2 separate regions of the Homo sapiens genome follow, and region 1 is linked to region 2. Evidence: chromatin loops called from intact Hi-C (ENCODE). Cell type or tissue: dorsolateral prefrontal cortex. All regions are shown on one strand. Links, peaks and the distances in the headings refer to the core of each region. The heading gives the core; the rest is flanking DNA. Region 1 overlaps TMEM132B (transmembrane protein 132B). Region 2 has its middle 300 kb from the start of LINC00939.

Evidence for each region. Hi-C counts contacts between places; a loop is a spot of excess contacts. Peaks named below come from ENCODE experiments on the same cell type or tissue, not always from the same donor. Only the 100,000 strongest peaks of a DNase experiment are listed, where the experiment ranks them.
Region 1: it touches region 2 in a loop (4-fold over the local background); 9 of 110 quality-filtered maps call a loop at or near these places.

Annotation. Positions count from the first base shown.
Region 1 is chr12:125,532,725-125,543,528 of GRCh38, forward strand. The region is part of intron 4 of TMEM132B (transmembrane protein 132B); the gene reads left to right. Among named protein-coding and RNA genes, the nearest start is that of TMEM132B, 350 kb to the left of the region's middle. RefSeq lists an enhancer at 5,324-6,523. In dorsolateral prefrontal cortex, for the core only: no CTCF peak of the experiment used is centred there; a DNase peak (open chromatin) is centred at 6,280; H3K27ac peaks cover 1,269 bases.
Region 2 is chr12:125,677,852-125,688,655 of GRCh38, forward strand. No RefSeq gene overlaps it. Among named protein-coding and RNA genes, the nearest start is that of LINC00939, 300 kb to the right of the region's middle. RefSeq lists a silencer at 6,006-6,105. In dorsolateral prefrontal cortex, for the core only: a CTCF peak has its summit at 6,100 (motif pointing left); a DNase peak (open chromatin) is centred at 6,100; H3K27me3 peaks cover 1,426 bases.

The sequences.
Region 1 (10,804 bases), core at 1,745-9,744, 150 kb before region 2:
GGCTGGTCTTGAACTCCTGACCTCAGGTGATCTGCCCCCCTCGGCCTCCCAAAGTGCTGGGATTACAGGCGTGAACCACCACACCCGGCCTTAGGAACCTGTGTTCTGAGACAATAATTTTCTTTTAAAAAAACAAGTCACTGTTGACAGCGAACTAGATTATGTATCACAGTTTGGGGGTTGTGAATATGCAGGCTGTCTCTGAGCACTTTGATGTTGGGTTGCCCGCTGCAAGCCTGATATTTATGTTTGGTAAACCAGAGTTCTTGCTAGCGAGTCACTTTGCCAGCCTCTGTACTGATCAGGAAAGGGCCCCTTCTCCACAGCTGGGGAGATGTGAGATGCATGTGCTTAAGAAAATCAAGCTGCTGTCGTTCAATTCCAGCCTGGCTTAAAGCTGTGTGACCTTCAACACAGTCCCCCTTACCTATCCTGTAAAAAGTGTAATATAATTCCTACCAGAAGCCAGAATAACCTTGTTATCATGAGGATGAAGTGAAGCAGTATTTGCACACTGCTTGTCACATAATACATGTATGATAAATGTTAAGAGTTTGTTTCTTATTTTTGTTTGAAGGTGAAATACTTAAGATAGTGATGAAATTCAACATATTTAATAGCAGGGTGGTGTGGCCACTGGCCAATCGGAATAGATGCACCTTGTAAATAATTATTACAGCCTCTCCCCTTCCCAGGGCCCTCCAGCTGCACATCAGCCCCGCCTGAGACAAACAGCGAGGGAATGTTCCTAAACGCTTGTTTTCCCTTTGCATAGCTGATTGCAGAGCCCAGCAAGTCTTTCTCTAAATGGCTTTACTTTGACAAGGGGTCGCGATGGCATTTTGATTGGCATCCGCCTCTCCTCCGGGGAAGGACCTCGTGGGCGATGGTCCTGGCGCACCCGCTAGATGGCGCCGCAGACCGGCTTGTACAGGCCGCGCGCCCTCCCCTCCCCGGCGGAGGCTCCTGGAGCCCCTGCCCGGCCTGACTGGCTGCGTCCTCAGGCCCTGCGATTTCCAGGGATTCCCGATTTCCCTGAGTGTGAGCAAATAAAGGCTCCTTCCTGCAGCCCGAGCCAGCGCTCAGCGCAGCCCGTGACCCCTGGCACCTGACAACCTGCTTCAGCCAAAATCTTAATAGGCTTTATTATTTTTATTTAAGATGATGCATGCTCATTATAACATTTTTAAACAATATATGGAAAAATCAGAATCTCAGCACCCCCGATAGAGCCAGCAGTAATACTGGAAAATTATTGTTCCATGTATGGAGTCAAAGTCCACGTATGGGCAGAGAGATGACTGTGGCTGGACACGCAAGTGGCCGGCGAACTTCATACTTCACGAAAATGGGAGCATATTCTGTGTGCTGGGTTTTTTCTTTATTAAGGGCTAGGTCCTTCCTTTTACTTACATTTAAGAGAAGACAAATAATCTAATATGAAGTTTCTGAACTTCAAAAAACCATTAATCACTACAAGGAATACTGGTTTTTTAAAAATCACCTTGCTGGCTGGGCACAGTGGCTCACGCCTGTAATCCTAACACTTTGGGAGGCTGAGGCAGGAGGACTGCTTGAGCGCAGGAATTTGAGACCAGCCTGGGAAACATAGTGAGACTCCTATCTCTACAAACATTTAAAAATTGGCCATACATGGTGACACATGCCTGTAATCCCAGCTACTCGAGAGGCTGAGGTGGGAGGATTGCTTGCACCCAGGAGGTCGAGGCTGCAGTGAGCCATTATCATGCCATTGCACTCCAGCTTGGGTGACAAAGCAAGAACCTGTCTCAGATTTTCCACCCCACAACCAAAACCAAACCAAACCCAGACAACAATAGCAACAACAAAACAGTAAACAAAAATCATCTTACTATGATTAAAGGGAAAAGGTTTATGGTAAAAACAAGTCAGTGATTAGAGTCATTATTTTTATTATTACTATTACTACCATCACTACTACCATTACAGTTACATCCACTTTATTTTTATTATTACTATTACTACCATCACTACTACCATTATAGTTACATCCGCTCTTTCAGATGCCACAATTTAATTTTAGTTTAGAACCTGAAGCTATCCAATATGGTAGCCATTAGCTTCATGTGGCTATTAAAATTAATATTAAATAAAATTAAAAATTCAGTTTCTCAATTGCACATGCCACATTTCAAGTGCTCAGTGTCCACATGGAGCTAGTGGTTACCACATCTGGCAGCACAGATATAGAATCTTCTAGCAGTGAGGAAAGATCTGTTGGACAGCGCTGCTATTGATTAATTCTCTTCCCTGACAGATGAATAAACAGCACCATGAGACTTCTGCCTAGGTATTTATTAATTGTTTATAACCTATATATCTAATAGATGTATTTACACCAAGTTTTATCACATTTATATTTGCTCGTAGAATCCAATGCTTCTACTTAATATTAATTTGTTGTTCATATTCTATAACAGGCATCCCTACTCACTTCATCAGTTACCGCCATTGTTCCAGAAAAGACTGATCTCTTTTGTCACTGATGGCCCCTTTGTGTTGAGAATTTTTGACTTTTTCATTCTGTTAGTCTCACTTTAATGAGATCCTGAGCGGGGGAAAAGATGAATCAAGTTTCCAGCCCACTGTGTTTAACTGGGAGTCCCACAGGGCTTGGTAACCTGTGAAATGCTGCTGAGATTTAAAGGGTTGTTTGCCAGTCATTCCTCCCATACCTTGACCAAGGGCCTGTGTGCCAGCACCTGATGAAGGAGGCTCAGTTCTTGCCATCGGGGATTTCAGGAAAGCTTTTTTGCCAGGAACACAATTCTCCTACTTTTTTGTGAAATTTTTTTAATGAAGGAGGAAAGATTCTCTGCCACGATTAAAGACCAAGCTGAACTCCTGGGATGAAGGTATTGTGTCTTTCTATAATTAGACTCAGCTGAAGAAGCTGCTGGATTCTTTTCTGAGACAGACAAGGCAAGAGAGTATTTAGAAAAGACCAAGAGAGGGGTTGGGGCAGACTTGCCCACCTTTGCATTTTCTCCAGAACCACCTTTGATTCTGGAAAATGTCCACTTTGCACAGGTGATGGTTGTAAGGTCCCACACTCTTTGCAGGAGAGGGGAGCTTGCAGATAGAGTAAATTTCTACCTGTCCAGGCAGCAAGAAACCAAAGGCGGCTGAACACAGTCTACTTTCCTTGGGGGACTATGCCTCTACTCTGTGATTTTACAACCACATCAGACTTCTGTGACTGTGTCTTGTGGGCTGTTAAGAATTCCCCCATGAAAAGCAGCCACAACAAGCCAGGATTGCTTCTGCAGGGAGGTGGGTTGCATCTGGGCATGGTGGAGCTGCCCCTGTTTTCCACATGCCATGTATCAGCTGGCCCCAACCTTGCTGTTCCTCTGACCTTTAAGAATGAAGGACAGGGTGTCAGGTCTTTGCTCTGCAAGGTGTGGCTGAATCCGCACATAGTTTCCTTGCAAGGTGGTGACAGACTGCTGCACAGAGTTGGTTGCATGTCAGAGTTAAACAGAGGCTGCTGTCCTTAAGAGGCGCCATCTCCCAGGGACGATGCCATCCATCTGAATTTCCCAAATGTAAAGCATCAGGAAGCTTCAGTAGGAAGCAGCACTGGCTGGCAGATTCTGTTGGCTCCAGGGGTGATCATTCGGTTTTTTGTACCATAAACCTCCTGGGGGGCCACAGAGTCTGCTGGCAGATAGCTAGGACTCAAATCCAGCACTTCCATGAACTCACTCGCCAACACTGCACCATCCACTCAATTCAGGTGCATCTCATCTGTAATATGGAGTCAATGATGGTGCCCACCTCACACACTGGTTGTGAGGATTAAACAAGTTAATATAAGTAAGTGCTTAAAACATTGCCTGGCACATGGTAGATATTCAGTGGATGTTGTTTATTCATCATTATCTAAAGACACCTTCTTTACCAGATGGATCATTTGAAAATAACCAAATCACGCTGTGGGCAAAACCTTATATCCATTGTGGTAGGGAGAATAGTGGCCCTCCAAAGATGCCCACATGTGAATTCCTAGAACCTGTGGATATGTTTCCTCACATGGCAAATAGGGCTTTGCAGCTGTCATTAGGTTAAGGATGTGAATCTGGGGAGATTATCCTGAAAAAAAAATACCAGTAAATAAATATGCATGCCATACCTTTAAAACCAAGCTAAGAGATATGATATTATCAATACGAGCCTTACTGTTTACTCTTTTTGAGATCTTTTTTTACTCTTTTTGGGATTTTTTAAAAAAAATCAGAGTGTATCTGATTTGGATGGAAACATTGTTGATTATCTAATTAATGGGATATATGTCCAGCTGTCCCTGGTATCCTTGAGGGATTGATCCCAGGACACCACCATGATACCAAAATCTGTGCACACTCAAGTCCCAAAGTAGACCCTGGGGAACCCACATATACAAAGAGTCGGCCTTCCTCATACACGGGCTTTGCATCCCACAAATCCATGTATAAGTGGAACTGCACAGTCCAAACCCATGTTGTTCAAGGGTATTGCCTTTCAAAAACTGTTTAAGCATTAAAAACATTTCCCATAAAACACTGCAATAGGATAAATTTCCAAAAGCAAAACGAACCAACACACAAAACACAAATGCTTTCGAAGACTCCAGACAGCAGAAAGACTCATTAAAGCCACCTGCTGGCACCTCTTCTGGCTACTTCTACTGTTCCTGGGGCCTTCCTGGGAACTTTGGCTGCCTTGTTGTTGGTCTGTGGCCTTCTAAGTCACCTGGGGCGGACATCCATTCTTGACAATGGCTGCAGTGAGGGGCATCACTGGGAGAGGAAGGAGGACGTGTGTTCGAGAGATATTGATTGATGCCATCCCTGGCTGTTTCCACATGACAAAGGCAGAAGGGAGCAGAGGTAGAAGCTGAGTCAGCTTCTTCCTGGATGGGGACGTCAGGTCCTGTTCTTGTCTTGGCCAGGCTGAGCAGGGAAATCTAGGAGGTGGCATATCAGGGACCACAGATGGCAAAGCTCCTCTAAAGCACAGAGTTAGGAACATTGGGTCCTAGAGCCAGGCCAACCTGGCTTCAAATATCTGCTTTGCCACTTATTGGCTGTGGGACCTGGGGCAAGTCCCTGGATGTCTCTGAGCCTCAGTGTCCCCACTTGCAACATGGGGATAACAGCACCTCCCCAGAGGCCACTTGACTCCAGAGTCCACACACTCATCCACCACCCCGAAACTCTGCAGATCTCCACACTGTGCCCATCCCCAGCCAGGCCTGCTTCCCCCACATGCACGCTCGGCTCCTATTGGCGTCAGCATTGCCATCCCCATCTCAAGTCTCCATCCGCTGTGCTTCGGCAGCTGAAAGCTCACAGAGTGCATCTGATTTGGATGGAAACATTGTCGATCATCTAATTAAGGTCACACTCTCAGGGAAACTGAGGTATGGGGTGACTCTTCCCAGGTTATTTATATTGTTCTTACCCTGGTTTGGAGAGAGTTTATTTATGATATCCAGCTAGGCAGGGCTGAACTGACCTAAGAATTCACATCTCCCAAGTCTCAGCTTTCTGTGGTGAGGAACAACTGTGTGAAGAATTAGGGTCAGGGTTAGGGTGCAGATAACTCTGGTCTCTGTTGGGCGGCCATCACCAATTTTAGGGATAGTGCTGTTGGCTGTCACATCTCACACAAGACACACAGACCTTCCTCAGTGGCACTCTAGCAAGCACATCTCAAGTGATCAGCTGTTAGACAGTCACTTGGCCAGGGACCACTTGCATTTTCAGCAGGAATTCATTCTTGTTCTGTTGCCAATCAATGAAACTTTCTATTCCTCATCCGTGGGCTGAATGCTTAATGATTCTGATGTGAGTCCAAGTTCAAAGGGCATCATTTGTAACTCTGAGAACAAGCCTCTTATTCAGTGGAATTCCTGTTAATTAACTCTGCCAGAGGCATTCGTTTTTGAAAACCTGATTTGTAAAGGGTTTACTAAGATTTTGGTAATTCCAGGGTTCAGGAGGTTCTTCAAGTCCCATTCTTTGTGTTGACAGAATCTTCCGCCAGTCTTTCCTGTATCAGCAAATGGCACCATCATCACCCTGCTGCTCGGAATAAAAATAGAGGAGTTACCCCGGATGCCTCTCCATTTTCAAGCATCATATTCAGCCCATCAGCAAGTCCTAGGATCTGTAATCTCCAAAATATACCCAGAGTTCAACCATTCACTCCGTCTCCACTGCCAGCACCCGAGCCCAGCCACCACCATCTCCTGCCAGACCGCCTGTCCTGGCCTCCTGCCTGGTCTCCCTGTTCCACTCCCGTGTCATTGTCATCTATTCTCCACACCACAGCCAGGCCCTCTATTTAATTCATTAAACAGATTGTATGAGTCCCCTGATGAAAATCTCTGTTGGCTTCCCATTGCATTGTGAATGACGCCATGACACACACATTCTTAAGTGGCCGAAAGAGGTCTGTGTGCCTTCTCTTGCCCACCCTCTTCCCTCACTTCTCATCCCTTTCCTATACTTTCTGGCCATGCTGGCCTCCTTTCTTTTCTGGAATGGGCCAATCTTGTTCTCACTGCAAGGCCTTGGAACACGTCCTTCTCTCTGACAGGCTCTCTCTGACCCCAAGAGCAGCTCCATCTTCTCCCCGCCCAGGTCTTAGGTCAGATGTGTTCCCCTCGATGAGGTAATGGTGCTGTCTCTCAGTGACCCGTTGTGACACCCATCTGGTTTCTTTCCTTCGCAGAATGAGCACTCTCCAAAATCCTCTGGTTACACATGTGTTTGGCAACTTATTAGCTCTCTCTTCCTGGGAATGTAAGCTCCGTGAGGGCAGGCCCTTGTTCATCTTCACAATTCTTTGATGAATGGTTGGCTGTCATTTTGAGTGAACTTTGACATGCAGTCATTCATAATATTCCCCTATTATGCTTTTGATATGTCTAGACTCTCTAGTGATGTCACCCTTCTTATTCTGGCATTGATTCTTTGTCTTCTTTCTTTTGTTCCTGATCAGTCTGGCTAGAGTTTTATCAATTTTAATAATGATCTCAAATAATCAACTTTTGATTTCATAGATTTTGCATTATATTTTCATATTTCATTGGCTTTTGCTGTCATATTTGTGATTTCTTTTTGTCTGCTTACTTTGGTTTTAATTTTCTCTTTTTTAATATATTAAGGTGAAAGCAGTCACTGATGTAGACCTTTCTTTTCTCCCCTATAGACATTTAGTGCTATAAATTTTCCCCTAAGTTCTCATAAGTTGTATTTTCATTTTTCATTCAGTTCACAATATTCTCTAATTTTGCTTTTGATTTTTTTCTTTGGTCCATAGGTTTTAGAAATGTGTTACAGATTTTCCAATGTTTGGGGGCATTTTCCAGATATCTTTCTATTACTGATTTCTAACTTTTATCCCACTGTGGCTGATAACATACTTTATATGACTTAATTCCTTTTATATTTATTAAGACTAGCTTTATGGTGTAGAGATAATTTCTCTTGATAAATGCTCTGTGCACACTGAGAAATGTATTCTGCTGTTGTTGAGTGGATTATTCTATAAATGTCAGTTGGTCAAGGTGGTTGATTGTTTTGTTCAAGTCTGCTAAGTCCTTGCTGATTCTTTTCCCACTTTTTGATATCAATTATTGAGAGGGGGTTTTGACATATCCTACTATTGTTGGAGATTTGTCTGTTTTTTGTTGTAGTTCTATCAGATTTTGCTCTATCCATTTTGAAGCTCTGTTATTAGATATATAAAATTTAAGATGGTTATATTACATTGATTAATTGAACCTTCTATCACTATGAGACTAACTTCTTTGTCCATGGTAATATTATGTGCTATAGAATCTACTTTATCTGATACTGTTATAGCCACTGTGGCTATCCAGTCCCTAATCCAGACTTTTCAGGACCTCTACAGTGACTACTCAAGTCCACCAGCATCTCTTGCCTGGTTTGTGGTGTAATCTCTCCTAGTTCTACCCTGGCTCATTACAGTCTGCTCTCCACGCAGCAGCCAGACCTATCATGTCTGACCTCTGATCCATTGTTCCACTGTCATCTTCTCTCACTTAGAAAAACGTCTGAAATCCTTATCATGACCTAGTAGAGCTCACCAGATCTGGCCCCTGGCCACCTTTCTGACTTCACCTCCTAATCACTCTCTGTTTCCTTGGTATCTCCCCTCCAGCCATATTGGCCTTGTTGCTGTTTCTCAGATGTGCCATACATGGTCTTGCTTTAGGGCCTTTGTACTTCCTGTTCCCTCTGCCTGGCCTTCTCTTCCTCCAGATGTCTACAAGACTCATGCTTTCAGTTCAATCTGGTTTCTGCTCAAATATCACCTGGTAAGAGCGGCCTTCCCTGATCACCCTGGAGAGAACGACCAACTCCTTTTATGCTGCTTCAGTTTTCTTGCTTTGTTTTTCTTCATAATAATCATTGTCACGACACATTTTGCTATATCTTTCGCACCTGGAACAGCAGCTGACACATATAGAGAGTCCTCAACAAATATTTGTTATTGAGCAGGAAACTTGAGTTTCAGAAGGAGCCAGGCAGCCTCTTATGCGGGAGCTAGGGCTTGACCCTGGCACCCCTGATTCTGTCTGTCCTGACACTGTCTCTTCTGATACAGCCTCTTGGGGTTTTGCATCACTGGACAGATGTTCACTAAAACAGCCTTCTCTCTCATGTATTTCTTGGCACACAGGATGTGACTGCATGGGCCTTGAAAAGTGAGAGGTTGGAGTGTCAAATAAATATGGAAGAAATTTAATTAAATAAAGGTAGGTAGATTTCATTACCACAGGACTTCTTAAGAGCCTTTAATATGCCAAAGTGCTTTATAAATCTCACCCTAAAAGGTGAGAGTGTTCAGCATTCCTCAGCTTCCATAGTGCTATCCTGCCTAAATGACTTCCTCAAATCAAGGGAGGAGACATAGACAGATGCAACCCTGTGAGTCCACCGAGACCTGGTGTTTTAAAGAAGTGAACGCCTTCACGCCTGTAATCCCAGCACTTTGGGAGGCCGAGGCTGATGGATCACGAGGTCAGGAGATCGAGACCATCCTGGCTAACACGGTGAAACCCCGTCTCTACTAAAAAAAAATATATAAAAAATTAGCCGGGCGTGGTGGCGGGCACCTGTAGTCCCAGCTACTTGGGAGGCTGAGGCAGGAGAATGGCGTGAACCCGGTAGGCGGAGCTTGCAGTGAGCTGAGATCGCACCACTACACTTCAGCCTGGGCGACAGAGCAAAACCCCCGTCTCAAAAAAAAAAAAAAAAAAAAAAAAAAAGAAGTGAACACCTGCTTCCTCAAAGTGGACCTCACCAAAGGTGGTGCAAAGCCACTCTGGGAAGCATAAAATCATGTATGAGTTAGAAAAGTTAGCATGAATTTGATTTGCTCTTTGACCTGTACATTAATGCGTACCTCTAACCCAGAGAGAAAACAGCTTGCGTCCATGTTGCTGCTCAACAATGTCTTTCTTCAAGAGTCTGCTAGGGTAGAGGTCAGGATTGTTGGAGGAAAATAATGTCTTTAGATGGTAGATTTGTTTTTTCCTGAAGTTTTTACTGTGGTAAAATATCACAAAACTTACTATCGTCACCATTTTCAAGTGTACAGTTCAGTGTTATTAAATATATTCATACTGTTATGCAGCCATCACTACCATCCATCTCCAGGACTGTTTTCATCTTACAAAACTCAAACTGTGTACCCATTCAACACTAACTCCCTATTCCTCTTTCCTTTCAGTCCCAGGCACCCACCATGGTGCTTTCTGCCTCTGTGATTTTCCTCATGTAGGTAGATTCATAGAGTATTTATTATTTTGTGGCTGGCTTACTTTGCATAGCATGTTGTCCTCAAGGCTCATCCATGTAGCATGTGTCAGAATTTCCTTCCTTTTGAAGATTGAATACTATTCCATTATATGTGAGTAGACCACATCTTGCTTATCCATTCATTCATCTGTTGATGGACACTTGGGTTGCTGCCATGTTATAGCTTCTATGAATAACACTGCTGTGAACATGGGTGTTCAAATATCTCTTCGAAGCCTTGCTTTCTGTTCTTTTGAGTATATTGGAGAGCAGGCTTTTAATTATTTTGGTATCTTATTATACAGGGTGCTAGACGAGCGTCAGCAATGTGGCAGCTGTTGGACTGTGTGATGGCCTCCATTCTGATGATGCTGTTTGCTTTCTCAGGAAATGAGAAATGCATATTTCAGATCTAGGAAGGTGATCCCAGAATATGACCCTTATTCAGTCACTTATTTCAGTTGCATGTAACAGAAAGTCTAACAGTCCAGGGATACTTGGGGTTTTAGAAACAGCTGAATCCAGGGACCCATATATGTCTTTATTCATTTCTAGGCTCTACTTTTCTCAGAAGTCCAGACAGTCTCTGTCAATGTGGTGACCCCTATCATACTTATAGCTTAAAAATTCAGTTATATGATAATGCAGTCATCCCTCCCTATCTCCAGGTTCTGCATTTGTGGATTCAACCAACCATGAATGGAAAATATTAGAAAACTTAACAATAAAAAATAATACAACCATAAACAACAATACAACAATAAACAATACAAATTTAAAAAACCAATGTTGTCTAACAACTATTTACATAAAATTTACATCGTTTTAGGTCTTATAAGTAGTCTAGAGATTATTTAAACTACACAGCAGGATATGAATAGGTATATGCAAATACTGTATCATTTTATATAAGAGATTTGAGCTTCCTTCAAGTTCTGGATCCT
Region 2 (10,804 bases), core at 1,760-9,759:
GCTCATGATATGATGATGATGATGTGATGGTGATGGTGATGATACTGATGGTGATGATGATGTAATGATGATGATGTTAAGGATGATGATGTGATGACAGTAGTGATGATGATGATGGAGATAACGATGATATGATGATGGTGGTGATGATGATAACGTGATGATGGCGATAATATGATGATGATGCTGATGTGATGATGACGGTGATGGTGTGATGATGATGATTTGATGATAATGGTGATGTGATGATGTGGTGATGATGATAATGATATGATGATGATGATATGATGATGGTGATAATCATGATGTGATGATGATAATGTGATAATGATGATGTGATGATGATGTAATGATAATGGTGATGATGTGATGATGATGGTAATGATAATGATATGAAGATGATGATGTGATGATGGTGATAATGTGATGATGGTGATGATGGTGATGAGGATGAGGTGATGATGGTGATGATGTGATGATGATGGTAATGATGGTGATGAGGATCAGGTGATGATGATGATAATGCCATGATGATGGTGATGATGGTGATGAGGATGAGGTGATGATGGTGATGATGTGATGATGATCTTAATGATAATGATATGAAGATGATGATGTGATGATGGTGATAATGCGATGATGATGGTGATGATGGTGATGAGGATCAGGTGATGATGGTGATAATGTGATGAATATGGTGATAATGGTGATAAGGATGATGTGATGATGGTGATGATGTGATGATGATGATTTGATGATAATGGTGATGATGACGTGATGATGATGTAATGATAATGGTGATGATGTGATGATGATATAATGATGTAATGATGGTGATAAGTTGATGGTGATGATTTGATTATAATGGTGATGATGATGATTTGATAATGGTGATGATGATTTGATGATAATGGTGATGATGATGATGTAATGATAATGGTGATGATGTGATGCTGATGGTGATGATGACGGTGATGATGGTGATGTGATGATGATTGTGGCGATGATGTGATGATGTCAGTAATGATGGTGTCAGTAATGGTGATATGATGATGTCAGTAATGATGATGTGATGATGGTGAAAGTGTGATGATGATGGTGATGATGATGATGTGATGATGTGATAAGATGACATGATGATGATGATGGTTGCTGCTAGCTTCTGAGGTGGATTGGATTATTTGCTCTCTCTCATCAGGTGGTGTATAGCCCCACTCTATTGTTTTTGGATTTGTTCATGTGGCTTACTTCAACCAGCTGAAGGAGAACAGAAAGGACAGAAGATTCTTCAGGAAATATAGTGGGTTTCCACTGGCACTCCTTTGTGTGCTGTCCACCATGAGAACAGCAGATCTCAGACTGAATCTTCAGCCTATGTCCTGAAATGAGAAGACATGTGGAGCTCACCTGAGCCCAGGAATGGCCAGCAAAGTTGCAGACAACCCACAGCTGACCCACAGCTGATCCCCAGAGAAGGGAATGTTAATGTTAGCACAAGCAATTGAGATCTGGTGTTATTTGTTGCCAGAGCAAAAGCTACTGGTATGGCTGACAATATTCACTGGGGTCCTATGCTGGATCACGCTGTTCTATATACTAGATAAGGATTATGTTGTTCAATTCTCACAGAAGCCTTTTGGAATGGAAGCTATTAGTATCCCCATCTTACTGAGGCACAGAGAGGCCACATAATTGGTCCAGGGTCCCTAACTAGCATGTGGTAGCACCAGGACTTGAATCCTCGTAGCATAAAATGATGGGAAGAACTGGCTTTTACAATGGAGCATGTTATACTCACATCAGTCTCAGGATGTGGGTGGGACAGAGGCTCCCCACTCAATGTTGTTGAAAAGGAAACAGGTCCAGAGAATAATACATCATGAACTTTAACATCAGTGTATGGTGTAGTTTGGGGTCTCCTCTCCTCCTCCTTTTCTTCTCAATCTGTTTTCAACGTTGCAGTAATGAGTCTGTTAAAACCTAAGTCAGATCACATTTGCTCCTAACCATATACACTCCCGTTTCACTCAGAGTAAAAGACAAAGTTCTCACCATGACCCATAAAGATGTCCGTGATATTCCTTCTTCCTTACTCTGACCTCACTTGCTCCTTCTCACTTGGTCTGCTCCAGCCACTGACTACCATACGTTCCTCAAACCTCACACTCTCCTGTCTCAGGGCCTTTGCACTTCTTGTTCCTTCTGCCTTCAACATTATATCCTCAGGTAACTGCATGTCTCCCTCCCTCTCCTCCTGGAGGTAATGCATGTCTCCCTCTCTCACCTCCCAGAGGTAGCGCCTGGCTTCTCCCTTACCTCCCAGAGGTAGCACCTGGCTTCTGTCTCACCTCCCAGAGGTAGTGCCTGGCTTCTCCCTCACCTCCCAGAGGTAGCGCCTGGCTCCTCTCTTACCTCCCAGAGGTACTTCCATGGCTTCTCTCTCACCTCCCAGAGGTAGCGCCTGGCTCCTCCTTCACCTCCCAGAGGTAGCTCCTGGCTCCTCCCTCACCCCCCAGAGGTAGCGCCTGGCTCCTCCCTCACTTCCCAGAGGTAGCGCCTGGCTCCTCCCTCACCCCCCAGAGGTAGCGCCTGGCTTCTCTCTCACCTCCCAGAGGTACTTCCATGGCTCCTCTCTCACCCCCCAGAGGGAGCACCTGGCTCCTCCCTCACCCCCCAGAGGGAGCACCTGGCTCCTCCCTCACCCCCCCAGAGGGAGCGCCTGGCTCCTCCCTCACCCCCCAGAGGTAGCGCCTGGCTTCTCTCTCACCTCCCAGAGGTACTTCCATGGCTCCTCTCTCACCCCCCAGTGGGAGCACCTGGCTCCTCCCTCACCCCCCAGAGGGAGCACCTGGCTCCTCCCTCACCCCCCCAGAGGGAGCGCCTGGCTCCTCCCTCACCCCCCAGAGGGAGCGCCTGGCTCCTCCCTCACTTCCCAGAGGTACTTCCATGGCTCCTCTCTCACCTCCCAGAGGTAGTGCCTGGCTCCTCCCTCACCTCCTGGAGCTCATTGCTCTTCCCTTGGCCACAGTGTCATTCCTCATACCCCTAGCACTCCTTGTCTCCCTTCTCTGGTCTACTTTTCTTCAGGGCACTCATCTCAGGCACCATTCCATTTCCTGCTTTACATGTTTTTCTCAGTGTCCCCTTTATGGAATATCAGCCTCTGGAATACCTGTCTCAGTCATGGCTGTGTCCTAAGCTCCTAGATGCACCTGACACACAGGATGGTGGACTGGAGATGAAAATCCATGTGCCCAGACTCCTGGCTTGGTTCTCTTTCTATTCTATATGATAAATGGCTGACAATAGTGCATGGCCCAAGGGTAAGATCTGTGCACAGAAAACACCTACCAATAGATTGATACCCCATTGTCAATTAATGCTTAGGGAGCTAAGATTGGTACTAAGATGCAAAAATAATAAGCCATACAAACCTCATCTATCAGTCATTATAACAGACATGAGCAATTTGCAATTTTAGTTTTGGCAGTCTTAACAATCATCTGCAAACTGGGATCACCATCCCTGTTCAGAGATGAGATAATGGAAGTTCAAAGAGGTGACATCTCTTTGTAATGCCGCACAGAGGTGAAACCAGCTCAGAAGATGTCTCATGTGTAGGTCAGGACCCCTGCAGAGGACAAGACCCTGTGAGCTGTCATTGTGATCACCATGAACAATCCTGTTTATGGAAGAATTTCTCTGAGATGGGCTCTGAGATGGGATGTGGAAGGGGAAATGGTGGGGTCAGATTCAGTCTGCACAGACTTTATTTGACCCTTGTGGCATTTATTCATAAACTTTAGGATTAATGGCTAATATTTGAAAAGTCAGGCTTTACATGTGAAAAATCCAGTACACTGGTTTCTCTTGAAAACATGCGCATTAAATCCCAAGTCTCCAAAAACAAGTTTGGATGGAGAAAGGGAGGCCAAGTCATCAAGCTGGCATGTGTGTGGAGTTTGTATGTTCGATGTTTATTCATTCTTTGTTCCAACAAATATTTATTGGGCACCTAATATATGATGGTCTTTGTTTTAGGCATTGGAGAGAGACGATAAACAGAACTTATGTTTTTGAAAGAGGAGACAGGCAGTAAACAAGCACATCAGTAAATACAGAGTCGGTCATGTGGGGTAAAGAGCTATGGAGAAAAATAAAGCAGGAGAGATGCACAGTGTGGTTGGTGGCAGAGACAAAAGTTGAAAAGGGAATAGTCAGCAAAGCCCACTGACAAGCTGACATCCAAGCATGGACCTAAAAGGAGTGGGTGGGAAGGGCAGGGGATATTTGGGGGAAGGGAGTGCTCCAGAGACTGAAGAGGAATAGTGAAACTTAAGTGGGGAGCATGGCTGATGCATTGGAGGTCTGACAAGACCACCCAGGGTCAGTAGTGGGTGATGACATCAGGAAAGTCCAGGCAGGGGCTTCAGGTCATGCAAGGGTTGGCTTGGATCTTGCTGAACAGAGTACAGGTGACATGAACAGCTGGGTTTTCCCCTGTCCCCCATGGATTTCCCTTCCCAACCACACCCACTTCTTCTGCTCATAGCCCATTGGAATCACAGGGCCTGTCATCTGACCCACCAAAAGAGAAGCGGTTGAGAGTGATAATCCTATCATGTTCTTGGTCAAACAGTAACCTGAAAATATTTGGTAGGCAGGATAACAGCTACTGTAATAATTGTTATTTTGTGGACGTGTGTCTAAACACATAGGGATAAAGGTGCACAATAAAAACTCTTTGGAGAACACTACCCTAGATAAATCGTATAGTCATTCCAGCACTAGAATTTTGCAGGCAGGTAATAATTTCCAGCATTCCTTCTGTGATTGGTGTTGAACTTTGGGGAATTCTGAAGTGACTTTTAATCTATTGATGGACTTGGCAGCAGGAAGGGTGGTTGTCATTAAGCCTCACTGAAATGGAGAATGCATCATAAGTGATGGATGTGGTATTCCCACTTGTGCGGTTAACCTTTGGTTCTCTACGTTGTATCTTTCTCTAACACTGAACAGGCTTTCATGCAGAAACTCATTATATCATCTCTTTCCCAATGACTAGAGGCTCAACTTAAGTCCAGAAGTCAAACCAACAGTCATTTCAGCCACAGAGAAACAATAATGATGAATTCTTTATATACACAAATATATTCCAAATGATACTTTGGAGTTATAAGATGCTGGAAGAAAACAAAATTAATATTTTAAATATCATGCCCTATTTAAATGACAGTTAAGCTTTTGGCTGGATCAGGAATCAGCACATCGTTTCATTCAGTTAGGTAAATGCCAGGCTGCAATGACATACTGTAATTACTTAGGGCTTGGGAGAAAAGTACAATTTCCTTTGCTACCTGTAGCTTTAGGTCATGATGTTCTTGTGGCCAACTAGGAGAAACCCTCTGATCACAGAAAGTCCCTTTACTACCAGGTGGGTTGTTGGAGCAGCTGAAAACAGCTTTTCTTAGCTCAGGGTTAGAATCTAATTCTAGACTTGGGTAATTGGATCAACAGCCAGATCTAATTGCCAACAAATAACAGAGTAAAGTTTAGGCTGATTAGCTGTGCAAAGCTATTATTTGGTTTAATGAAAAGTGCAAAATTTGTTCACAGAGCCCTGCGTGGGTGCTCACCATGTCTCTACCAGGCACTCTGTGTGCTACCTGCAGGTGCAGAATCTCATTTAATCCTCACTCCAACCCTATGACTTAGGCGCACTCATTATCCCCATTTTAGGGGTGGAGGGAACTGAGGTTCAGAGCGTGAATTCCCTTGTCCAGGATTGCACAGTGAAGGGCAGAGCTGAGATTCAAATTCAGGGATTCCTGTCTCTAAGACATCCTGAGAAATGATTTTGCAACGATTACTGGACCCTTTGCAACACTGCCTCCCAAACTGCCTTAAAAAAAGCAAAAGTACCCTCAGGATTTGTAAGAGGTGAGATGTCTTCCCCCTGTGCACAGAGCAATCCTCCCTCCAGCCTCGCCCACTGCCCCAGGGGTTGGCAGAGTGGCTCCACCTGCACCTGCACAGGTGGCCCCGCGCCTCTCACACAGGTTCAGCTCCCGCCGGTCCCTGTGCAGAGCGCCCCCTGCCGGTCCCTCTTGGAGGCTGGGCCAGCGTTGCGAGTCTTGCCAGGGACGCGCGCTCTAGCGCCGGAGGCTGGGAACGCACCGCGGTGCCACCGCGTCCTGCAGGGGCGGGGCGCGCACCTGGGGATGCACCTGTCCTAGACCCCCTGCGCCTATTCCTCGCCCGCCCCATCCTTCCCCTTTTCACTTTCCCTGTTCTGCCCTTTCCCTCTATTTATAATAATTTAATTCAATTAGCAGACCCTCTCGCCAAAACATGTACGCGACCACAGAATTCAGCTCGAAGTTTCAAAATTCAGTACATCACAGGCACTTTTTGCAGGTCATCCACCAGCGTTCTGGCCTATTTGGGCCTCAGCAGGGCTTTTCTGATTTAAAGAGAGGAACAGACCACTTCATTTTTTCCCATTTTTTTTTTACTTAATATAAATGAATAAATAAAGCCAACATGTAGTTTCCAAATATGTGATATAGTTTAAATGTTCACATTTGAAGATGTAAATGCCTTTAAGTTGCAGAAGGTATAATGCATAACTCACAAGATGCCTACAAGATTTGGGAACATCATTCCCAGTGCAGTAAAGAAATGTGGTCAGAAGTTTTCAGTGGTGTGTTGAGGATCTGCTTTGCACAATGGTGACAGCTTGGCTGTCACTGGTCATGTAGCTTTCTTTGAACATGACACCAAAGGGCCCAAGTTGATTGCTGTCAAGAACGTGGGGCCTGAGAACTCAGTTTGCCCTCCTTTGCCTGCTAAGACCACCTGATGGAAGCTTTGGCTTCTGTCTCCTGTTTCCAGTACGTGGGGATGCCTGTGTGCATTTGTGTGCATGTGTGTGTGCGGTGTCTGTCTTAGTGAGTGTCCTTGGTGGTCTGGACTTTCTCTCATAGCAGCCTTTGAAGGAGATGCAATGCTTAACTCCCTTCTTGGAGGAGGGGAGGGAGGAGCACAGAATGCAGGTACAAGCATTGGAGGGTAAGAACCTGAGCCCAGGGATGTCTGAGTCAGGAGTACTCACTAGGCTGTTCCAATGCTGCATGAGTGATACAAGAGAAAACTAGGAATTGCAGTGAGGAACAGAACAGCTAAACAGTAGGGGAGCAACGAAAGACTGGTCGGGCGCAGATCCACCTCTTCTAGAGCCCAAGTTCTGGCAGTTGTTTTATAAGATTCAAAGGTCCTGTTTTTGGTGAGACAGAACACAGTGACAGAAAGATAAAAGGCAGAACTCTGTTGCTTACAGTTCCAAAAGAGAGGGAACTTCCAGGCGGGACTATGCAGACGGCTGCGTTGTGGGTGAAGGCTGCATCATGGTCAGGGAAGGCTGCGTCATGGGCAGTGAGGGCTGCGTCATGGTCAGGGAAGGCTGTGTCATGGGCAGTGAGGGCTGCGTCACGGGCAGTGAGGGCTGTGTCATGGTCAGGGAAGGCTGCAGCATGGGCAGTGAAGGCTGCGTCATGGTCAGGGAAGGCTGCGTCATGATCAGGGAAGGCTGCGTCATGGTCAGGAAAGGCTGCGTCATGGTCAGGGAAGGCTGCGTCATGGTCAGGGAAGGCTGCGTCATGGGCAGTGAGGGCTGCATCATGGGCAGTGAAGGTTGCAGGGCACATAATGTGTGGCGAGTGCAGTGGCTTGGTTAAGTTTCCAGGGCTCCCTGTGGACTGGCAATTTGAGGACTTTCTTGGGCTCTTGGGCTCAGAGCTGTCTCTAGTTGTTTGATACCCAGCCCTAGAGCACTAAGGGAGATGCATAGTGGCTTGGAGTGTGGAAACCCATAAGGGAAGTGGTGGGGGACATGGACTTAATCAGATACTGAAGAAGGGGAACTGCCCCTGCCTTTTGCCAGAAGCCTCAAAAGTGGATCAGGACAGCATCAGACAAAGAAACGAACAAACTCTATTATACAGCCAATAACTTCAGGGAATGGTGGACTGTTTACAATGAGAAATGCCTCCCCTCTTTCCCAGGCCAGTTCCCCCAGGACATCTGTGTCTTGCAGAACCAACTGAAACAGTGAACTAGAGAAATTCCTCTTTTTCTCAGTAGAGGAAATGGAGCCACTGAAAGTTGGAATGATGATTGCAAAACATGCCGACAAGCAGGGCCAGCCCTAGGCCTGTGTGTCTTTTCTCCCAGCTTCCTTTGCTGGCAGTTTTATTGGTAAAACCATCAGTCTTGTTAGCACTCGTGATTCAGTACTGATGACCAGGCATTTTTTTTTTCTGTGTTGTGATTATTCTAACATAATTACTATGGGAAACATGTGTTGTTGAACAAAGCGCTGTAGGCATAGCCATGCCTGATTGGTTTCTATTAATTCCATTCATAAATCATGGATTAAAGTGGATGCAGAAGTGGAGAGGGAGGTGAAAGGAGCTGTGGAATGGTGAGCCAGCCCCTGCAAATTTCCCTTCTGGGGAAGGTGCTGGAAGTTTGTCCATCTCCCTGTTGGCTGCTTTCTCTTCTCCCCAAGCCCTCCCTTTACGTGCATTTCCCCTTCAGATCCCCAGCTGTTAAAAATCACAGACAATTGATCCAGGTATGTTCCTGGAGGATGTTTTTCCAGCCATCACTGTGATCTGCCAAGATGTGTCCAAATGCTGTATTCTGAGTTCTGCTGGGAGGGACCCCCTTCATACAAGCCTTCCTCGTCTGTATTTAGCTTCGTGATGCAACATCACACCCAGTGTCCCAGTTCATCCTCGCAACCCTGCTGAGAGGGTACCATAGCATGGAAAAAAGCTTGCAGCAGAGAATTTAATGTCTTTTGAGGAGCATCTCTGGCATGCCGTTGGGCCCTGGCAGAAATGGAAACCTTGATGTGGGTGAGGTACTGAGTGACCAGTGATTGTGCCTCTGGAACCGTCTTTCATGAGCTGGATTCTTTAGGATCCTCCAAGTCATAACGTTAGGTCAGCTGAGTATGGTCCACTGGAAGACGGAAATGGTAAGTCCAGCCCTGAGCCTGAGCAGGATCAGAGGGCACGAGGAAGCTGCATGGGCAGAATCCAGGCCCCAGGTTACCCACCACTGTTGAACCCATCATCCCTCAGTGTACACCTGTGGCCGGATGACCCCATGTTGCCCACAACTGTTGCAACCCACCATCCCTCAGTACATACCTGTGGCCATATTGAGGGTCTCTGACACCTGGAGGAGGGGGAACACACTGGAGCTTAGTCTAAAGATGAACCCACCAACATGTGGATGTGAGACCAAAATGGTCAGCTGCTGTATCATAGCCATACCCAGGCGTGGCCTTGAAAGGCAGTGGAGAGGAAAGATCTTTACACTGGGCAGAACCTTGAATAGAGCCCTGTACAACCACTTTGTGTGGAAGGGGATGTGGCTTGAAGTGAGAATTTATATGATCTCATGGGCAGTAATGGGTGGCCTGGTGGGCTAATCATGGATCTGAGAGATTGAGGACAAGGAGTTCTGGGGATGAAACACTGGATGATCACCTGAGATTGGACACAAAGTGAAAATCCTTCCGTTGAATGTTAATGTGTTAGCACTCACCCAGACACATCCATCACAGGCAAGGCATTCAACAATGAGTAGACAAGGAGGCCCAGCCCATTGACGTTAGCTGATCTGTCATTGGCCAACCCAAACTGGAGCAATGATCACATGCCCAGAGGGGCCATGGCAGCAGAGACTGAGGAGACACAGCCCCAGCAGTGTGGACTTCACTGCTCAAGCCTGGTTCAGCAGCAGCCACCTCTGAGTGTCCAGCCTGCCAGCTGCAAGAGCAATGCTGTGCCCTGTGATGGCAATGTCCTCGTGGAGGCTGTGCCAGTGCAGGGTCTCTGGGAAGCAGACACCAGGGTGGAGCTGGAAGTACAGGAGATGCCCACTCAGGGAAGGGGAGAGAGGGTGCAGAGGAAGGCAAGGGGAGCCCTCGGACGATGATGCATGTCTGGCACCTGTGAAAATGAGGAGGAAGGAAAGGGTTTAGCAAAGAAGGAGCCCAGATCATAGGGCAGCTTGGAGAAGGCCTCAGCCCACCCACGGGGGAGCTCCCATGCAAGGATGGCCATGGAGGAGCCTCACACCAGCAATGTGGAGCTGTTGTACCCCCGCGGTGCTCACTGGCTGGGAGCATCCCAGGAAAAGCATGTCCTTGGCTCAGATGCTGAGGCCGAGCCTGAGGTGCCCACAGCTAGAGGCTGTCAGCTCTCTGCACTCTGTGGGGTGGGCTCCCTCTAGGAGAGGGACCTCAGAGGGCACATCACTGACTGCCTCAGAGACCAGCCCATCTCTCGAGGCCAGCCAGGCTTCCTGGGGCCCTTCTGTACTGGAAGGGCCAGGAGCTTGTTCCCACTGAAACGTGCACCTGTGCTGGAAGGGGTTTCCCGCTCTTGGCTGCAAGGTCCCAGCCAGCACCTCTCCCCAGGGGGTTCTGGGGTGACTAATGCACAGGCGTTGAATCCCACGCAGCATAGCATCAGGGGAGCCACTGCACAGGAAGGAGGTGCTGGTGTGGGCTGGAGCATGATGCACGTTGGTCATCTCATGTGCTGGACCTTACGGAGCTGCCTGCCTGACAGTGCAGGGGAGTGGCGTGGAAACATGCTGCTGAAACACCAGCTCCATAACAGCTTCTGTGAGAAGGGGATGCTGCCCCCCAACCTAGGGAGAATCAGACCTCTATGTGGTGCTGTGTCCCCAACAGGAAGACCACACAGGACCAGGACTCAAGGTG